Regions from separate parts of the Homo sapiens genome. Here region 1 is linked to region 2. Evidence: chromatin loops called from intact Hi-C (ENCODE). Cell type or tissue: PC-3. All regions are shown on one strand. Each heading gives the region's core, and the rest is flanking DNA. Links, peaks and the distances in the headings are about the cores only.

Region 1 (8,576 bases), core at 2,118-7,117, 210 kb before region 2:
TTTTCTTCCTTCCATAGTCCTTATTTTCCTACAAATTATATAATTTGCTTTTTACTATGGGTATTATTTATTGTCTGTGTCTCCCACCAGGAACTAAGCTGCACAAGGGCAGGGGAACTGGGTCTTGAATAGGCCATGATATACAGTAGTCTCAACATGTATTTTGATGAATAAATAATATATTAATTAATAAATGCCTGAGTAAAATAACGATTTCAAATCTCCAATACTATTACAATGCCTCTTCTGGCAGAAGTGCAGAGCTCCTCATTCTCATCTCAGGACCACTGCATTTTCTGCTTCTTCTGCTTGAAACACTTTTCCCTCAGAACTTGGTGACACTGCGTCCCTCTCCACAACTGAGTTTAAGCATCACTGCCTTTAAGAGAAGAACTCGGTGACCACTCACACCATGCAGCCTTTGCTCTTCACCCTCTATTCTCTATGGCATTTGCTTTCTCATCTTTCTTATCACACTAATAAATATCTAAAGGGATTTTTTTTTTTACGTTTTGTAAGTATTTGTTGTTTTTGTTATTGTTGAGACAGAGTCTCACTCTGTTGCCCAGGCTGGAGTGCAGTGGCGTAATCTCTGGTCACTGCAAACTCTGTGCCTCCCAGGTTCAAGTGATTCTCCTGCCTCAGCCTCCCAAACAGCTCGGACTACAGGCACCCGCCACCACGCTCAGCTAATTTTTGTATTTTTGTAGAGACGGGGTTTCCCCATGTTGGCCAGGCTGGTCTCAAATTCCTGAACTCAAGTAATCCGCCCGACTTGGCCTCCCAAAGTGGTAGAATTACAGGCCTGAGCCACCTTGCCCAGCCTTGCAAACATGTTTTGATATCTTTCCCTTTCCACTAGAATATGAAGCTGGGGGCATGGACAGTCTTATTTATTAATCACCATATTCCCAGTGCCCAGCAAGTGCCTGGTATACTATAGAGGCATGATAATTATTTGTTGATTTTGTTGACTAACTGAATACTGAATGATTTACAGTCACCTGGTACAAGTTATCAGGACTTTAGTTACATATCTCCCCTGAGCATACCCTCATGGTAAAATGGTGATGAGCTAATTGATCTCTGGGGAAGACTTTGAGAAGGACTACTTAAATTCCTCATACTCGTTTCCGTCACCCAGGATCAGGTGAGTGTATGGCACCACTGATGTTTTCATGTAATTTACTATACATGACTATATGTATGTATGTATATACATAAAATGAATATGTTACTGTGTAACTTACTATCTATGACTCTTAGGGCAATAGAAGAACCATGACTTTTTATCTGGAGGGTTGATAACCTTTGTAAATCCAGCTACAAAGAAATATTTATCCAGAAAGCCATCCAACTTAGTCCCTTTGATAGCAGCCCTTGGTTTGCCAATCTGGACTTGTAACATCAGGGCCCATGAATCACATCCTGGCCCACTTGTGAAAATCTTCCTGTGATGTCAGTTTCAGAAACTCTGAATTATCATGAATATCATAAATATAAATCTTAGATCCACCTCCTTCTCAATACAGAATGAAATGTTGAATTATGATGGTGATAAAGAAGCTTTTGATTGACATGAAGGACTGGATTGTTAAACTGGATAAATTTTCATCCCCTATTAGTGTGCTATTTTATGTGTTAGTAATAGAAAGTTATTTGAACTTTTTGGGATTCGGTTTCCTCATCTGTAATACAAAGCATTGGAATTAACGACGTGTAAAATTCCTTTTCTATGAGAGAATCAGAACCAATGCAATTACTCTCTTTTTATTTTATGTTCCTTCATTTTTCATAGGCTTAATTTAACAATCTAGAGACTTTGTGCCTGTTCACTTGAAAATTCTCCTATAGAGTCATGGAATTTTTGAGAGTGTGAATTATTTTCCATCACTTCTCACAGTGCGTAACCAAGAAGCACTCAAAGGACCTTAGTAGTCCCTCACCCCATCACTTTCCAGGTATAAGAATCTTATGTGCCGTCTACTTCAACCCTTTCACTTTACAAATGAAGCAATGGAGACTAACAGAAGTTAAGAGACTTGCCAAAGGTCACCCAGCTAGTAAGAGGCAGAGCTTAAAGGAGAGGTCATATATTCTGACTGTATGTGGGTTCTAGCAACTCCAGCAAGCTACCTTTATTCTGCCTTTTGCAGTTACTAAAGCTGAGTAAACGAGATAAGTATCCTTATTTCCTCTGAGCTCAAACATTTCTAAATTAAACAAAAATGCTTTCCGTGATGCTAACATTTATAAGGCAGGCATGTAACAACATCCTATTTAGGACCAAGACTGACTTTGACTGGCAGATATAAAATATTTGCAAAATATCTTTATGTTTTTAAAATGACTTGGATAATTTGGCAAAATGATCTGATGTGTTTGCTAAAAGAAAAAAAGTACAACCTACATTAACAAGCTTGGGATAATTAAGAAACCATATTCATTTATGGAAAAGTTAGTTTGCTATAGAATTTCAAAAATTACTATAGCATATCTATACTTATTTATAAATTGAAGCAGCTACATCCTGTAAGAAAAAAAAAGGAAGGTAAACATTTTTCTCTGAATTGGTCTTCATTGATATTTCCAAATTACATGTTGTAAAAGATGCTTTGGATCTGGGTGCCATGGCTCGTGCCTGTAATCTCAGCACTTTGGGAGGCTGAGATTTGAGGCTAGGAGTTCAAGACCAGCCTGGCCAACATGGTGAAACCCATCTCTACTAAAAATACAAAAATTAACCAGACGTGGTGGAGGGTGACTATAATCCCAGCTACTGGGGAGGCCGAGGCAGGAGAACTGCTTGAACCCAGGAGGCCGAGGTTCCAGTGAGCTGAGATCGCACCATTGCCCTCCAGCCTGGGCGACAGAGTGAGACTCCATTTAAAAAAAAAATGCTTTGGGGCACAATAAAAAATAAAGTATAATTATTCTATCTTAAAATATAGTAGGATGATAATTAAACTGGTGATCCTCAACTTTTGCTTCACTCTGGAATCACCCATGGGGCTTTAAAAAATACCAATACCTGAATCCTCTCTCAAAGACTGATTTAATTGGTCTGACATGTTACCTGGGCATGATACTTTTTCTATTAATTTGATCATGTTAATTTACCTGGTATTTAGACCAACTAAAATTTTATTTTTTTATGAGGAATTGTATTATATATCATAAGGAACTGTAAATAAAACACATCAATTTATAATAGAAAGGTATTTTGAATTTCCTATAATATTTTGAAAGGAGAAAACTTGGGGAAGTAATAATAGAAATTAATAAATGACCGTGAGAATTAGCAGCAGAGTAATCAAGCAGTACACATTTATTGAGCAACTACTCCAGAAAGGGAACTATATTTCACCTCTATGGGTGACTGGAACACCTTCAATCCTAAAGGGGCCTATAATCAAGGCTGGAAGAGGTAAAACATACATGCATGTATAAAGATAATGGGCAGTACCAAAGAGCAATAAAGAAATACTTGAGTGATTCGTGACTTCAAATATTTATGCCTTGCCAGTACTACTGATTGAACACAGCCATGATTCTCTTCACTACTTTTATTTTCCATCTACTTTCAACTCCTATTCTATTTTATGTCCATTTTATGTCCATCTTCTAGCACCTTGCTACTCAAAAGTTGTTCCATGGACCAGGAGCCTCAGCATCACCTGGGAGCTTGTTAGAATGGCAGCATCTCAACCCCACCTTATACCCACAGAATCTCAATCTGCATTTAACTAGGTCCCTACATGATTCATATAAATATTTAAGTTTGAGTAGTACTGCTCTGGTAGACACTGATCTCTAACATCTATCAAATACACCATATTAATATTACTCATACTATATTATGTACTACAATACAGCTCAATCTCTAACGGAGGGTTTTTTTTCAATGCCTTATGCAGGTTTTTGTAGTAGTAGTGGAGGATTTCCTCGAATAGGAAGAACTGAGTTCCTCAGAATGTTTTATTTGTGAACAGGAATTATTTCCTATCTGTGAGTAACTGCTAAAATGTGTGATATTGATAATGAGACCACAGGAGAACAATGGAAGATGCAATTTCTTCAGGCTAAAGGATTCAGAGAAGGTGTCACGGGGAAGATGGAACAGAAATGAGCATTAAAAGGTGGTTAGATTTAGGAAATTAAATAAATAAATAAATAAATAAATAAACAAACAAACATTTCAAATAGGAAAACAATAGCAAAGGCAAAAGCCCTGACTAGAGTAGGAGGGGTTAGGATGGTGTGGCTCCAAGATGGTGTCAGTCATTCTCACCCCCTGGTATTCATGCTCCTGTGTCATTACCACTTTAATTAAGACTGATCTGTGTCAAAAATATAATATTGCTGAAATAATAGAGTGTGATTTCTGGGGCTATATCTTAAAAGACACTGTAAAGTAAATTTTAAAAATTTACAAAATAAGACATCGTGGCTTATGTTTTCTTTTCTTGCCTCACTTGCTCTGTGAGGAGTAGCCTCCGTGGCATGAGGTGAGGTCCAAAGCAATACCAGCACCAATTTGCCAGCTCAACGGTGCATTCACTGTATGAGGATCCTGTAGACCCAGCTGAGCCTTCAGATGAATAATCCAGATCAGCATTGTAAGTGCAACTTCATGAAACACCCTAAAGCAAGAACTACCAAAATAAGCCACTCCCCAGACTCTGCCCCACGGAAACTACAAGATTTAAAAAGGAAAATCTATTATTGTGTTAAGAACACAATTTTGAGATAATCTGTTATTAGTCATCAGTAACTCATATTAGTAGCAAATAATCAATAAAGTTTATTTGGAAGATGGTGAGTCAATCAGTGTGGCTTTAGTGGAGAGTTTATAGACTGGGGGTTGTAAGTTAAGATACCTCCAGGGTTCTGGCAGAAGAATTACAAGAGTGAAGTGACTCCTTCCTGAGTCAGAGAGAAAATAGGAAGTGACAGAGGCTGTGTCAACATGGTAAGCCCATTGCTATCTCCATTCTGGGCAGGTCCATGCAGAGCTGAGACTGTGGGAAATGTCAGGTGGAAGATATAGTAGTGGTCATGGTTTGGTGTCACAATGTGGAATAATTAGAACAGATCTTTATTCTGTCAAGAAGGGTATCTCCTAGGTTTTCTTGCAGAATTCTAATAGCTTGAGGTCTTACATTTAAATCTTTAATCAATCTTGGATTAATTTTTGTATTTGGTGAAAGGCAGAGGTCCAGTTTCATGCTCTGCATGTAGCTAGCCAGCTATCCCAGCACCGTTTATTGAATAGGGTGTCCTTTCCCCATTGCTAATTTTTGTCAACTTTGTCAAAGATCAGATAATTAATTGCAGGTGTGTGGCTTTATTTCTGGGTTCTCTATTCTGTTCCATTAGTCTATGTGTCTGTTTTGTACCAATACTATGATGTTTAGGTTACTGTGGCCTTATAGTATAGTTCGAAGTTGGATAACGTAAAGCCTCTGGCTTTGTTCTTTGGCTTAGGATTGCTTTGTCTATTTTGGCTCTTTTTTTGTTTTTCAGTTCCATATGAACTTTAGAATAGTTTTTTCTAATTCTGTGAAAAATAACGTTGATTTTCCTTGGCAAAGAATTTATGGCTAAGTCCCCAAAAGTGATAGCAACAGTAAAAACTGACAAGTGGGATCTAATTAAACTAAAAAGCCTCTTGACAGTAAAAGAAACTATCAACAGAGTAAACAGATAACCTACAGAATGGGAGAAAATATTCACAAATTATGCATTCAACAAAGGTCTAATATCCAGAATCTATAAGAACTTAAACAATTCAACAACAGCAACAACAACAACAAATCCCTTAAAAATGGGCAAAGGATATGAACAGACTCTTCTCAAAAGAAGACATACAAGTGGCCAAGAAACACATGAAAAAATACTCATCATCACTAAACGTCAGAGAAATGCTGATCAAAACCACAATGAAATATCATCTCACACAAGTCAGAATGACCATTAACAAAAACTTAAAAAAATAACAAGTGCTGGCATGGTTGCAGAGAAAAGGGAATACTTATACACAGCTTGTGGGAATGTAAATTAGTTCAGCCACTGTGGAAAGCAAGTTGGAGATTTCTCAAAGAACTTAAAATAGAAATACCATTTGACCCAGCAATCCCATTACGGGGTAGATACCTAAAGGAAAATAAATCACTCTACCAAAAAGATGCATGCACTTGTATGTTCATCACACCATTGTTCACAATAGCGAAGACATGGAATCAACCTAGATGCCCATCAATGGTAGACTGGATAAAGGAAATGTGGTACATATACACTCTGGAATACTACATAGCCATAAAAAAGAATAAAACCATGTCTTTTGCAGCACCATGGATGCAGCTAGAGGCCATTATCATAAGCAAATTAATGTAGGAACAGGAAACCAAATACCACATGTTCTCAGTTATAAGTGGGAGCTAAACAGTGAGTACTCGTGGATATAAAGATGTGAATAATAGACACTAGGGACTACTGGTTGGGGAGAAAGAGAAGGGGGCATAGCCTGACAAACTACCTATTGGGTACTATTTACTACCTGGGTGATGAGACCATCTGCACCCCAAACCTCAGCATCACCCAATATGCTCCCATAACAAACCTGCATATGTACGCCCTGAATCTAAAATAAAGTCAAAATTACTTTTAAAAAACCTTATTCTGGAGGCAATCATCAATTCATAACTATATTAAGGATATTTTCTCTGGAAATGTTACCTAGAATACACTGAAAGGAGAAAGTACTGAGAGGAAAAGAATAGTTTAGAGATATTTTAATCATGCAAACTTGAAGCCATTGGAACATGCGCTAGAGTTATAGAAATATGAATGAAGATGTTATCCTTAAAAGAAGTAAATATATAATAATAAGGTTACGAATAATTGAAAGTAGAATACCTCAATTAAGATGTTCTCTTATAACTTTTCTTTAAATCTCACTAAATTTTTAGTGCCCTGTTAGAATGTAAGCTCCATCAGGACATCAGCTCCATACTTTTGTACATGACTTATTGCATACAAAACCCAGAATGCAGATTTTTGTGTGGAAAATCACGGATAATATTGCAGGTTTCCAGGCCATAGTCTCTGTCACAACTACTAAACTCTGCCATTGTGGCACAAAAGCTGCTATGGACAATACATAAATAAATGTGAGGTGCTCCAGTGAAACTTACAAAAAGAAGAAAGGGCCAGATTTGGCTCAGGGGCTGTAGTTTGCCAATTCGTGGGCTGGACTAGTGGAGGTCAGCAGTTCTCAAAATTTGGTTCCCAGATCAGCTGAACCAACATGAGCATCGTCGGTTAAACAGCTGAATGGGGCTCAGTGATCTGTATTTTAATAGGTTCTCCAGGTGGTGAATGCTGGTTTGAGAAACATTTGTGTAGGCACTCAATAACACTTATGTGATAGATGAATGAATTAATGATTTATATCTCCATACATGCTAACTTTTGTCTCTATTACAATCATATATAAGATAGTATTTGGGATCACAAAATTATACGTGTGCTTATTAAGTCTAGCTCTGGGTATTAATATTTCATGGTATCCCACAAAGCAGGCCATGGCTTGCAGGCACTTTACCATCTAACGGACTTTGAAAACCACTAATCTAATACAGCTGCCTTGTTTTAAAAGACAACAAAATTGAGGTCTTCTACAGTTAATTAACTTGGCCAAGCTACATGTAAATGCTGAGTTAAGAAAAAACACGCATCTTTATGTAAATAAATATGCCTCACATATAATCTTACGTGTTTGGGCTTGCCAGAGAAACCAAACATTCAGGGGGAAAAATAAGAGAAAGAAAGAAAAGAAACGGGCAGACTGCTAAGCTCAGGAAATCTTGCAGCAAAGGCACTTCGGAGCCGAGTTGGGGCAGCGGCAGAGCAGGGATTCCACGCCCCAAGGGAACAGATGCCCCTGCGAAACCATCGCCAGTGCCGCGTCCTTGCAGCCTGATGCTCCCTCACATCGGGGACTCCGGATCTCTCTCAGCTCCTTTGGGTTGCTCTCTCAGAGAGCTCCTGGGATCATGTCAGACGGGAGGCAAGACCAGATTGCAGCTCTAGACAGAGCAGCATGCAGAGGCTTGCATTGTGAATTTTAGCTTCAGAACTGCAAGAACAAACCAGCAATCCCGAAAGGACTCACAGACCCTCTGTAGGAAGCAGACTGCTCCTGCAGGACCCGAGAGACCCCCAAATATTGAGTGCCCCAACTGCGGAACTGAGAAAGGGAGACCCTCCTCTCCCAAACACACACCCCCACTGGAGAAGCTGAAGGTCTGTTTGCAGAAATTTCTGACTTTACCTGGAGCTGAGTCAAGTTAGTGAGTCGAGTAAAGGTGTGGGGGAGGGTAGAAGAAGCAGCAGAAAGGCCCTGGGGGCTTCCTAGGTCCCCAAGCAGCCCATTCCTGCCTGGCACCACAAGGATCCATTGGAAGGATGGCCAGAGGAGCAGGGGGTAAAACTCCACAGGGAGAAGGAATTCTCTAGTCGAACTTTGTAACAATTTGAATGAGCTGAGAAGCCTCCTGGCAAGAACTCAGGGG
Region 2 (8,576 bases), core at 2,433-7,432:
GAAAAAATAAATCAAAATACTGCTAATCAATTTATTTAGCTTTTATCTAAGACCTACCAATTATAATTCATTTATTTAGAAAAACCTGATATGTTCAAATTGACTTGCTTAAATTAGAATATTGAAACTAGGGGTCTTTTTTAAAAGGGAATCAGTACAGGATATGTTTACAGTTGCAATAGCAATAACTGAGTTTCTCAATCCAAATTATCTATATTTTCTACAATGGACCCAAGAAATTAGCAGAAAAATAAAAGGATATGAAAGCAAAAGAATGGACTCAAAGATAGGGTAGGCAAGTGAATTAAGTAGAAAACACTAGATTAGAAAATTTCTATGGAAAATAACTTTCTGAATAATTTAGCTAGAGAGAATCAATGAGTAGAATTTGTTGATGAGATGTACCTGTGACCAACATGTTTATTCTTCATCACTACATCCTCGATGATATGACTTTATGCATATGTCCATCACATCCCAAGATGATGCATGAAAACTTCCTCCAGTGGGGCATATCCTTGGATTACTATTCTAGTGGAAATGATGGATATGCACTGATACGCTTGCTCAGTTATCAACTTTCACTCATGCAACATGCTACACTTTTGCAAAGCAGTTAATCCAGGTGTGGAACATTTACTATGACCAAGCAATATATTGAAGATAACTGGCTTTTAAAGGAACTGAGTTTCTCTTTCTGGCCTTGGTGGCATTCCAATGAGGAACGTCCAGTGAGTTATGAGAGCTGGATTAGTCTCTTGGCTCTGTGACTTTCCAATCTTGAGTATGTCATTTAACCTTTTGAAGGCAAATGCAGATGAAGATAACATATACCTACCCTAGAGATTTCATAAGGTTGTTGTGAAAAGAAAATAAAATGTGTCAAAGACATGTTTTGTAAGCTGGCTATTTTAGCTATTTGTTTTTCTCCTGCTTCTTTTAGGTGATTTAAGATATCCTTTAAATTGAAGTTGCCATATTTATACATTTCAAAGTAAGAAGAAAATAAAGGGTAAGCACCCAAATGGATAGGTTTGGCCACGTGGTCAACAAATGCCGAAATTACAATAATTAGAAAATGACACTGCTGTTTCTTCAAACACACAAAAGTACCAAGTGCTTTCTCATTTGAAAACCCCGTCACCTGTTTCCATATCTAATTATTTCCAAATAATTCATCTCCTACCCAAGGAAAATAGCTAAATTCATGGTCCATCAGAAAATGAAACACAATTTTTATAGCCCTTATGTGAATAACTGAGGAGAAAAACAAAATCAGAAGAAAAATGCATAAGACTGTGCATTGCCTGAAACCTCCTAGCTGTTACAATATGTAAACTGACAAATCTCTGAAATTTAACGCTCCACGGTCTCTAGTTATTTTGCTGCTTTGTTTACTTGAGTAATTCCCCTATTCATCACTAAACGTATCACAAAGATCTTATTAAGTAAGCAGAATAGGAGGATGATGAATACTCTGATGAAGGTATTTAGTTTCATAAGAAATCCCGCTCATAACGATTTTGTGATCAATTATACAAGCCCACTTCAATCTCACACTCAGAAGTGACTTTAGGGAAGTGATTAGTTATAAATCCAAAGAACACAGATACCAGACAATTACTGTACACCAGGAACCTCAAGTCAACAAAGATAACTTAGCTTTAAGGAAAATAGCATAGGAAAACTCCTTATTCTTAATGAAATCCATCCCCTTCTCTTTTTCACACATATAACCCATACTATCCACCAATGTAAAAAAATTAGATTATGGCTAAATGAATCTGGTCACTTCACCAGATAGATCAATAGAGTTGCTGCATTCTATCAATTACCAAAAAACATTTAATTACTCATGTAACCCAAGTGAAGAATGGTCAGCTAGGTTTGGCTCAATGACTAGGTGTAGTTGATATTTATAAAATTTATGTGCTTTTTTGGGGGGAACTGAGCATCAAATTACATCATCTTGGATGTTCACTGATTATGTCGTTCCTCCTACCTCATGGTGATTCTTGGCAAGCCATTCCTTAATGGTGTTGAGGGCAATGACTGCAGCAGGCTCGTTGGGAAAGCCTAGATGAAGAGCAGGAAAAAACAAATGAACAACGAAAGATGAAGGCAAAAGGGAGGCTAATCACGCTATGATACTGGAGTTTTCTCATTTAAACAACATTCAGTTCAACCAATAAGTACAGGCCTCAGTAAGATGTACATGGATATGAAGCCTGTGATCCTACACACAGGCATTAAGAAGGCTGGTCCTACACCAGTACAGAGTTTAAAAAACAAAAAGACAATAAATAATTTAATTGTGTCTCTAATCTTATAACAATATCAATTAAAAACATATTTACATATGCATAATAGATTACAATATACTTTCATATTATTTTCTTGTAAGAAGTGCTCAGATTAAAGTTTATTATCCTCAGCTTAAAAAAAAAGTACATGTGTCTCAGAGAAAACATGCAGTTAGTCCAGGGTCAGTTCTGCCAGTCACAAGGCCAGCAGAACTCCACCAATGAAACATACCACAGAAACTTATTGTCAGAATTCAAAGAGGGTATTTCCTGTTTCACTTGGGGCCATCAGAGGTGATGCTTGGAATTGAGACAGCATGAGATAATCAGGTCTTGTTGCATAGGTTTGGTTTTAGAAGGGCAGCAAGAATGACAGACTTATGCTTTGTCCCAAAGAGCAGAAGCGTACATGCTCAGAGTCTCCAAAACACATTCAGAATGTCACCATAGCTGATCTAAACCAAACACATTCCTGGACCTGCAGAGTCATCAAACATTCTGCCAATAGTGATGGTATGTGAAGGAATAACCTTATCAATGTATATATTTACAGAGCAGGAAGCAGAAGAGATAGGAGTAACTATGCTACTGAAACTACGCTCTTTGAGCTCACCACTGCCTTCCTAATCACCAAATCCCATCACCTTTCAATTTATCTTCAAGCTCTCTAGTGTTAGATGTGTTTGACTAGTTTTTTTATGTTTTATTCTCCTCTCACAGAATTTTTATTTTTTAAACTTTATTACTTATTGTTTTAAAGTTTACAATTCAGTGGTTTGTACCATGTTTTTAAAGTCTTGCCATCATCACTAATTCCAGAATATTTTTATCATCCCAAAACAAAAATCTGTACCCATTAACGGTCACTCCCCAATCTGTCACCCAAAGCCCCTGGTAACCATTAATCTACTTCTGTCTTGATGAATGTGTGACTTCTTCTCCTGAATTTTTCAACCCTGCCTTCTTCCACGTCTTATTCTTCCTGTTTGACCAATTCTTTCCTGGCTTCTTTCTAGCGGCATTCATTAAATGTGTGCCATTCCCAGCATCCTAAACTCAGCCCTCTTTTTTTCCTTATACGGCTTGTCTATGAGGATATCTTCTGGTCCAGAGTCTCCTGGAACATTTTCCATACAGACGCAGAAAGAGAGAGACGTTGCGGAAATGGAGAGAACCAAGACTTAAAAGACCCAGTTTTATTGGAGGGCAAATATGTATTCTAGTAGTTCAAACTGATGGTTCAGATCTCAGTACGTCTTCAGAAAAAAAATGAGTGAGAGGACAAGAAAAAGACAGATATTGTCCCCATTTCCAAGAATATGTGTTGCTTTCCTGATTAGGTTTCTACAGGCTTTGCTAGAGAGTTCATTAAGAAAGGGGACAAAACAAATCAGAGCCAAGCTTAATTTTTCTTAGAGACAATGACTGTTATACAGAAAATGTGCGTAAGTTCTTGAACCTTTGCAATGTCTACCACATTTGGGATTGTGCATTTGTTATGAATTGTTTAATCCTATTCGTTTTCTTTAAATGAATGCACCAAAATGTAAAACTCTTAAATTTTCTTTAAAGTTAATTGTCAGTTAATTTATTTAAAAAGTATTACTGAACCCCACACGAGTAGCTATGTCATACTTTTAATGAGTCCCTGTCCTCTAAAAGCCCAAAGTCTAGGGGAGGAAATAGACAAGTAAAGAGGCAAACAAAATGCAGCATGACAAGTGTATTAGGGGTATGTGGACACAGATAAAGAGGACTAAGTTAGAAAGAAGTGTGAGGCTTGCAGGAAATAATAGAATATTTGAGGAAGAGGGCTGTAAAATGGGGAACCAAGGAGACATTATTCTCAGAAATAAGCTGTGAGTCCCGAGGAATCAATGGGAAAGGTTAGGAAAAATGAACGGGAGAGAAAAGCAGAATGAGAGTACGGGTGAGCTGCAAAGAAGGAGAAGGAGGCGGCCAGGTGCGGTGGCTCACGCCTGTAACTCCAGCACTTTGAAGGGCCGAGGTGGGAGGATCACGAGGTCAGGAGCTCAAGACCAGCCTGGCCAAGATGCTGAAACCCCATCTCTACTAAAAATACAAAACTTAGCCAAACGTGGTGGCGGGCACCTGTAATGCCAGCTACTTGGGAGGCTGAGGCAGGGAATTGCTTGAACCTGCGAGGCAGAGGTTGCAGTGAGCCAAGATTATGCCACTGCACTCCAGCCTGGGCAACAGAGCAAGACTCTGTCTCAAAAAAAAAGAAGGAGAAGGAGGCCAGGATGGGCATTTCCTGTTAGGGGATTAACCATAGGAGGCCTTTTCAGTCCATCTCTGCCCTGAATTTAACATCTAGATTTATAATCGCCTGGATACTTCCCTTTAATACACTTCAGCACCAGCAATGCAATACATGCTCCTACCTAAAACAAATGTCATCCCTGGCTTTCTGGTTTCTGTCTATGGCTTTACCTCTCTCCTAGTTACCGCCATGTTTGACGGACTCCCCTGTTGGTAACCAAGTCCTAAAGGCATTGTCCCTCTGAACTATTTTCCACCGCCCCTTCCTTTCCTCCCTTTCCCATTGATTTCATTCAAGGTCTGATCGGCCCTCACCCAGACAACTGTAGTTGACAGCTGTGCTCCTTTGGTCTTCCTTCCCTTCTCCAATCTATCCTGCAAGCCACTTTCAAGTGATTCTTCCTAGGCATAGGCATAGTTAGCATTACACCTCAACCTTACACAAAACAGAGGCAGCCTTTGTTGACTCTCCAACACAGAATAAACACAGGCACCTTAGCTTTGTGTTACACATTCCAATGACCCCAGGGGGCCTTTCTAGATTTATTTCTCAGTCTTCTCTTATTTATTCTCATCTCATAAAATTCTTCTCCAAATGTTAGGTATGTTGAATAAGTACTTACATCATAAAATTATAGGGCTATAAAAAACGAATAAATACTGCAATCACACTCAGTTGCAATGACCATCAGTATTAACATTCACCTTTAGAAGACATAATTCCCCACAGAGAAATTATACAAGTTGTCATAGAACCATGGCAACTATGGTCAGTTCTCAATTATTTGTGACCTCCTGGTCACTCTCTCATATTCATCAGAGCATCTGGCATTGAGTTATGGTTTTCATCTTAACCTCAAGGTTTGCTGTAACCCCACGTGATTTCAACATCCACAAGAGTGACCCACCCCGCGCTTAGCCAGTCCATTGACCCGCTCATCTTCCACAACAACTTCCTCCATGGATCGTGCCCTGGACCTTGATGCAACATTCCCGATTCAAAGTTACTGATTTAAACAGCTCTCTCAAAACTTGTTTTCTCGTTAGTTTGTTTGCTCAGCTACTTTCCAAGGAATACTCTTTCACAAGCATCACAAGCATCACAATCATTTGAAGCCGACTCTAGCTTCAAGCCACTCCCCAAGTTAGTGGCAACATTTCTCCCCTGAATAAGCTGGCCCTTTCTTGTCTCTCTAGTCTCATCTCATGTTGCATTGCTCTTTGTTTCCTCCACTGCAACGACACTGGCCTTCTTTCTGGTCTTTGAATGTGGTATTTTTATTTTGCCTTCCTGTCATAAGGCCTTGCTCATGCTCTTTCCTCTTTCTGAAATGACATTTCTCCTCCTTTTTTCCTAGTGTATATCCATTTTATTTGTCCTCTGCCAGGTGATCACTTCTTCAGGAAAGGCTTCTCTGACACTGATGACTCCCTATGTTGTGTTTTCATAATACCATGTACCTTTACCTCACAGACCCATCACAGTTGCAGTTCTGCATTTATTTATGTAAATATGTGATTAATAACCTTAATAGAGTGAAAACCCTGGGAGGCAGATAACACATCTGTCTTTGCTTATCACTGGATACCTAAAACATTGCTGGCACATAGAGAATGATCAATAACTAGGTGTTGAATGACTGACTGGATTACAGACTTGTGGATCTTTGTACATATTGACAACAGGAAAAGGCTCACTCCTGGGAGCACAGGGGTGTTTAGCCTTAGAGTATGGGGAGGAGGAAGGGATGCTGAGAAGGTACTCAACAGATTGTTATATTCAGAATATCCCTTTTCATCCCTGGGGAAAAATATAGAGATTTATGTGAAAATCTAGTTCCTCATAGGAAGATGTTTTGTGATTAATTAAAAGGGGAGAAAAATATCAAGATGAATATCCCTGATAATATGCCTGCTTTCAGTGGACATGGATATACAAGGTAAAGCATGATGTTCAGGATAAACAGCAACAGGACAATTCTTTCTCCACTTAACTACAAGACCTCCGGGGTTATAAATAAGACCAATGAATAGACAAAGACAGATTTTAGCCTAGGGATGGACTTCCAAGAGAAAAAGGCCTTCCTCAGAACATCACAACATATTCTGGTCACCAGGGGACTTTTGTTCACAAAAGTAGAATGGCCACCCGGAGGGGAGGCTACAGACAAGCTTCAGATGAATCACTGAATTAGATGACATGGGAAATTTCTTCCAAGTATGAGGGTCAATGAGGCTGAACAAGCCATGAATAATTTAGGGTCAGGCATGCAGGGAGTTGCATGTGTGTGTATCCAGGTGCACACAGATTCTGTGCTTCTACTGGCATTCCAAAGCTTAGTTTTCTACTCATTAGCATAGATTCATAAAATTAACTTTTGTTGTAAATGTGAAAGTTGACTTATACGATAAATAAATGATTTTTTTCTTATTTACTTTTGTATTGAAAGTGCTTGCAAATATTTTATATACTGCACACACGCGCGCACACACACACGCGCACACACACACACACACACACACACACCCCATTATGCAGCTCAAGGTATAAGATACTTCTAATACCCCAGAAAGCTGCCTTGTCCTGAGTCAATGCCCAGCCCTCAAAATAACCACTATTCTGACTTCTATGATCAAAGGTTAGTTTTGTCTGTTTTTATACTCCACATATATGAATTATATAATGTGTGTTCTTTTTTGTCTATATTTTGTTCAAAATTATGCCTGCCTGATTTACCCATGGTGTTACATATAACAGTAGCTTATTTCATTGTAGTGTTGCATTCCATTGTATGGATATTCCACAATCTGTTTATCCAGTCGAGTGTTGATGAACAACTAGACTATTCCCAGTTTGACACTAATATGAATAAAGCTGCCATGAACATTCTCATACATGTCTTGGTGGACATAAGCATGTGTTTCTGTTGAGTATATATCCAGGAGGAAGGGCTGCTGGACTCCATGTTATGCTTGACTCTGGGAGATTCTGCCAGTTTTCCAAAGCAGCTGTGCCAATAACACTCCCACCAGAAGTATATGAAAGTGTAAAATGATGTGTTTTAATAATCTCTGCTGATCTATTTATTTAGCATGTTGAGATGTACTTTCTAATTAAATTCTCTTGACCACATTTCAAGCTATTAAAGATAGCTTTAGGCTAGTCAATACTTTTTATAACTAGAAGCCAAGACAAGTTTTATGATTTGCCTGTCTTCTCGCTGCAAAGCAGTGATGTTCCTAAGCCAAGAAAGGACCAATTCTGTCAGCAGACCATCAAGACAATTTAAATAAAAGAGACAGAAGTGAAACAGCAAGTTGAATTTACAGTTGTTTTCATCCATAGCACATCAAATAACTCATTAGGTGGACATTTTCCTTTCACTTGGTTATTAAGCCAATGTTTCTTTTCATCAAATTTCACTACAGAAAGACATAGCAATAAAGACTCATTGAAGATTCTACCCCATGTCTAAACTGTATGTTTGTTGGAATTATTGAAAACCCAGAATGGTTCCAATGCAGCTACAGTAAATCTGGTTTTCACTTTGCTGGGGACAATTTTCCTCTCTATTTACTTTTTATTTTTTACTGTTATTGATATTTCCCTATTATCTTTAACTTTGTCCAAAGGCTGTCATGTAGAAACTAATTTTGTTCACCTGATATAAAATTCAAATATGTTTACTAGAACTCTAGCATATTCCACTAAAATAAAGATAGACATGACTTACTCTGCCAGTAAAACTGTCCTTTTTGGAGTCAGAAGCAACAGATTAGCTTTTGTTTTAAACTTTAAAATGAAAGTCTATTTGGGGCTATAGATTACCATATCATAGAAAGGCATATGGTGATACTTTAAATCAATCATTTCAAGGAGGTTCTCACTAGAAAAAAATTAAAATAAAATTGAACATAATGTTGGTATAATAATAATTTGGTATATTTAAGCCAGGCTTTAAAACCTTAACCCCATGCACCATTCAGAGT

Evidence for each region. Hi-C counts contacts between places; a loop is a spot of excess contacts. Peaks named below come from ENCODE experiments on the same cell type or tissue, not always from the same donor. Only the 100,000 strongest peaks of a DNase experiment are listed, where the experiment ranks them.
Region 1: a loop joins it to region 2, with 14 times the contacts of the local background. A loop is called at or near these places in 1 of 110 quality-filtered maps.

The regions. Positions count from the first base shown.
Region 1 is chr20:15,699,751-15,708,326 of GRCh38, reverse strand. All of the region lies in intron 8 of MACROD2 (mono-ADP ribosylhydrolase 2), which reads right to left. Among named protein-coding and RNA genes, the nearest start is that of MACROD2-AS1, 770 kb to the right of the region's middle. In PC-3, for the core only: no CTCF peak of the experiment used is centred there; a DNase peak (open chromatin) is centred at 4,916; H3K27ac peaks cover 2,481 bases.
Region 2 is chr20:15,493,274-15,501,849 of GRCh38, reverse strand. MACROD2 (mono-ADP ribosylhydrolase 2) reads right to left here. Exons shown (of 18, transcript NM_001351661.2): 8 at 2,003-2,076. Among named protein-coding and RNA genes, the nearest start is that of MACROD2-AS1, 570 kb to the right of the region's middle. In PC-3, for the core only: no CTCF peak of the experiment used is centred there; no DNase peak of the experiment used is centred there; H3K27ac peaks cover 1,121 bases.